Linked DNA regions of Homo sapiens: region 1 is linked to region 2. Evidence: read pairs that join two places in POLR2A ChIA-PET (ENCODE). Cell type or tissue: Caco-2. All regions are shown on one strand.

Region 1 (2,500 bases), 140 kb before region 2:
TGTACATAACAGTTTTATTTGTGATAGCCCTAAACTGCAAAGAGTACTCATATTCCTCAACAGTAAAATGGGTGATAGATTGTGGTATATTCATACAATGAAATAATATTCAGCAATGTAAAAAAGGCATTACTAATACACATAACAATGCTGCTGAATCTTACCAATACAACTTTGCTTGAAAGAAATAAAAAAAGATGATATCATTTATATGAGTTTCAATATCATGTCAAACTAATTCATGGTAATATGCATCAGTATAATAATTACCCTTTGTGCTGGGGATGGTTACTGACTGGAAAGCAACATAAGGGAGCCTGTTTTAGTTGTGGAAATGTTTTATATCTTCATCTTGGTTGTGGTTACACAGGTGTATGTATTTATAAAAATTAAGGTATAACAGGATTAATGCATTTTACTGTATATAAATATACCTTAGTACACAAAATTTTATTTTTTTAAAATTTACATTTTTATACATTTCCTCTGATCCCTACCTCTGCCCAAGAAAATCTCAAACAATCCTGCCCACTGGAATGCAAACTGGAATTACATTAAATTTGCCTTGTAAGTTGGCAAGACTCTCAGACTTTATTGATACAACACTAAATCTTTTTTTAAATTCAGAATATGATACTTGTTGAAGTCTTTTTTTAATATCCTGTAAGTTTTAATAATTTTCCTTATTAAAAATTCTCTTAGATTTATTCTTAGGTATTTTTCGTTGTGAACAAGCTACTAATCCATTTATATTTTCTAGTTATTGCACTATTAAGTTATTTTGTATATTTATCTTGTCAGCTACCTTGTCAAATTTTCCTATTATTAATCTCTTGAATCACTTTAATAGAGACTCCTGGGTTTTCTTATCAACTGTAGGAAAGGAGAATTGTCTTTACTAAATTTTGCTAACTTTTGCATTAACTAAAGACTTCAACCCTGGGTTGAATGGTTAGAGGGGCATCCTTGCCTTGTTCTTTAATTAGTTGAAATATCTTAAGTATTTCAACAACAAATATATTTTAGTCTTTTTATCCTTTAAGTAGATTTTATTGAACCCTAATTTTCCTAGAAAGTTTTTTTTTTTTTTTGGATTGGCTACAGAATTTTATCAGATACGTTTTTGAGATCTGATTTGATATATAATTGTTTTATTTTTCTTTTTCACTTTGTTGATAAATTCAGTTATTTGATTTCTTAATATTAAGCCATTCTTGTACTCTTGAAAAAATGCCTCTTATTATTTGCATTCTTTTTATGCACTACTGGTGGATTATGCTTTCTGATAACTCAGAAAGTTTGTATCTGTGTAAAAGTGAAGTTAATTTTTATCATTTTCTTAATATGGTTTGAATATTATCTATACTTGCTTAATAATTATTGGACTTAATGGGATTGGTAAGGTCCGATTTGTTTTGGATTCTATTGTAAACAAATCTTTGAAACCTAGTAAGTCACTTTTTATTGGCCTTTAAAAATAAGGGAGTCTCTACTTTTATTAGGCTACAGAGAAATAATTTCAGGTAAGTAATTTTCTCGTTCAGATAGAAACACACACAAACACACAAACTTTTTTGAAAATTTATTTGCTATAATATCAAATTTTTTTGAAGTTTTCATTTTTATATTTTTTTTCCACAGTCCGTGGTGGATGACTGGATTGAATCATATAAACAAGACAGGGACATCGCACTTCTGGATTTAATCAACTTTTTTATCCAGTGTTCAGGATGTCGAGGTACAGAATGTTGAAATAAATGATGTACATTGAGCCTGTCAGTCCAGCAGTGTGACTTTTACTTCACCTGCCACTAGTCGTATATAATTTACCCTAAAATTAAAGATTATCTGCTAATCTTTTTCTGATAGAGAATATTATTGGTAAGTTATATAAGGATATTCCATTTTTGTTCTTGTTCAGTTTTGCTCCTATAAAGTAATACATTTATATAGTTTTTGAAATTTTGGGAGGAAATCTGAAATTCGTTCAGTAGTTTCATGAATTGATTTTTTAGATCATAGGCTTTTATAATTTTTACTCATATTATTTGTATGTATGCTCCATATTGGGAAGTGTGCTAGTTGCTAGCATTCATTCTTTTATATCCCTGCCAGTATTTCGTACTCATTTTATAGTTAAGTTTAAATACTTTTCTTAAAGTAACACAAGTAGCAGAATCAGGTGTCTTAAGTTTACAACTGTAAGACAGTTTGTTAAAGTGTAATTTTATTTTTATCATTTTAGGAGATAACTGCTAGATCTTTTTCTTCTCTAGATAAATCTTAACAGGTTAATTTGTATTACATGGGGGGAAGTGAGTTGTTAAATCACCATTCTCTGCTTGTGAATACAGAAGAATAGTAATCTTTAATTGAGATAACTGACCAAATTGATTTCTTGAAGGCTTGTTTATTTATGTACAAGTTATCACTTACCATATTGACATGAGTAGTTTATCAAATATTTACAGAGCACCACCCTTATACGAGATACTCCACC
Region 2 (2,500 bases):
GCGTGATCTGGGCTCACTGCAACCTCCACCTCCCGGGTTCAAGCGATTCTCCTGCCTCAGACTCCCAAGTACCAGGGATTACATGCACCCGCCACCAGGGCCAGCTAGTTTTTGTATTTTTAGTAGACACAGGGTTTCGCCACGTTGGCCAGGCTGGTCTCGAACTCCTGACTTCAGGTCATCCACCCGTTTCGGCCTCCCAAAGTGCTGGGATTACAGGTGTGAGCCACCTCTCCCAGCCTGCGCTCTGTTCCAGGCTGGAGTGCAATGATGCTATCTGGGCTTACTGCAACCTCTGCCTCATGGGTTCAAGTAATTCTCCTGCCTCAGCCTCCCGAGTGGCTGGGTTTTACAGGCCTGTGCCACCACGCCTAGCTAGTTTTCTGTATTTTTAGTAGATACGGGGTTTCACCATGTTGGCCAGGCTGGTCTCGAATTCCTTTCCTCAGGTGATTCTCCCACCTTGGCATCCCACAGTGCGGGGATTACAGACGTGAGCCCTCATTCCTGGCTGGTGTCTATTTGCTCTCTAATTTCTCTAAGATCTATATGTTGAAGTCTTTCATTCCCCACATTTTATACTATAACCACAATCTCTTTGATGATTTTCTTGATTGGTTCTGTCATAAGTTCTGTGAAATCGTACATAACATCTGGACACAGTTTTCTCCAACAGGTATTTATTTTGGGGGGCTTGATGGCTTTAGAACAACAATGGCATTTTCAGTGGTGTAATTCTTCCAGACTTCCATCATATTCTATCAGGGTTCTCTTCAATAGTGTTGACAGCCCTTTCCATTGAGTACTATGTTTAATGACCTTTAAGGGTTCTATGGACCCCTGATCTGTAGGCTGATTTAGAGATACTGTGTTTAGGAGCAAGTAGACCATTTTGATGCCTGTGGTGTTGAACTTACTGGGTTCTGGTTGGTCAGGGGCATTGTCCGTTATCAGAAGAACTTTAAAAGGCAATCCCTTACTGGCAAGGTACTTCCTGGCTTCAGGGACTTTACAGCGTCAGTGTAAACCAATCCAGAAAAGGGGTCCTTGTTGTCCAGGCCTTCTTGTTAGACATTACTGGCAAAAAAAGACAGGCAGCTGATGTTTATCTTTTCCCTTCAAGGCTTTTGAGAGTTAGCAGCTTTACAGATAAGGGCAGTCCTGATCATAAACCCAGCTTCATTTGCACAAATGAGTAGATTAGTGTATTTCTTCTTGCTTTAAAGTGGTACTCACCTCTCTTCCTTACTAATAAGTGTCCTTTGTGGCATTTTTTTTTTTTTTCCAGAATAGGGCACTGTGATCTGCATTAAAAACCTTTGCAGGCAGATATCCTTTTCTTCAGTGATTTTCTTAATGGCGTCTTGGAGAGTGGTCAGCTGCCTCTTGGTCAGCAGAAACAGTTTTTCCTCTTCTCTTGACATTTTTAAAGTGAAACCTCTTTCTAAAATTATCAAACTATCCTTTGCTGGCTTTAAATTCTCAGCTTTGTAACCTTCACATTCCTTTGGCTTTAAGTTGTTATTATATGACTTCACTTTTTTAAAATCATATGAGTATAGGTGTGCCTTTTTTATAGCAATTCTGCACCCATATATAAGCTGTACTTCTAATGTGAAATAAAAAGGTATTTTGCAAAAGGTACAGTGGTTTTTGCACCTGCTAGTATAGCAGTAATGGCTTTAAGAATTTTTTTTTTTTTTTTTTACAATGGTCCTTATACCAGATTCATTTATCTTGAAATGGTGGGCAACTGTAGCTGCAGACATATCAAGCAATTTAATTTTTTTCTTTAAATTTTTTCTTGTAATAACTTTTCTCTGCTTCTTGGGAACACTTCCAGCATCACTAGTAGCACATATGGGTCCCATAATGTTATTCAAGGTTTATGGTATGGCACTAAACATGGTAAGTGAGAACCACAAGATCACTTTTGACTATGATACACAATTCACTGGAGAGACCAACTGTTCATGCAAAGATGATTAGTGTCATGGGGCTTTTTTAGTGAATACTTGGCAATACTTGAGCTCACTGCAATAGCAACAGTAGATGTGTACAATATTATTGTAGTAGAATGTGTGCTAAAGTTAATTCTGTACAGTTATGATTAATACTATATCTTTTTTTTTTTTTTGAGTTGGAGTCTCGCTCTGTTGCCCAGGCAGGAGTGCAGTAGTGTGATCTCGGCTCACTTCAACATCTGCCTCCCGGGTTCAAGCGATTCTCCTGCCTCAGCTTCCTGAGCAGCTGGGATTACATGCGCTTGCCACCACATCCCACTAATTTTTTTTTTTTTTTTTTTAAGAGACGAGTCTCGCTCTGTCGCCCAGGCTGGAGTGCGGTGGCGCGATCTCGGCTCACTGCAAGCTGCGCCTCCTGGGTTCATGCCATTCTCCTGCCTCAGCCTCACAAGTAACTGTGACTACAGGCGCCACACCTGGCTAATTTTTGTATTTTTAGTAGAGGCAGGGTTTCACCGTGTTAGCCAGGATGGTCT

Evidence for each region. Peaks named below come from ENCODE experiments on the same cell type or tissue, not always from the same donor. Only the 100,000 strongest peaks of a DNase experiment are listed, where the experiment ranks them.
Region 1: POLR2A ChIA-PET joins it to region 2 with 8 read pairs; 5 of 35 experiments call an interaction of 5 or more read pairs at or near these places.

What each region holds. Positions count from the first base shown.
Region 1 is chr3:136,568,003-136,570,502 of GRCh38, reverse strand. It overlaps STAG1 (STAG1 cohesin complex component), which reads left to right. Exons shown (of 34, transcript NM_005862.3): 5 at 1,642-1,738. Among named protein-coding and RNA genes, the nearest start is that of STAG1, 180 kb to the left of the region's middle. In Caco-2, no CTCF peak of the experiment used is centred here; no DNase peak of the experiment used is centred here.
Region 2 is chr3:136,426,866-136,429,365 of GRCh38, reverse strand. All of the region lies in intron 16 of STAG1 (STAG1 cohesin complex component), which reads left to right. Among named protein-coding and RNA genes, the nearest start is that of PCCB, 180 kb to the right of the region's middle. In Caco-2, no CTCF peak of the experiment used is centred here; a DNase peak (open chromatin) is centred at 965.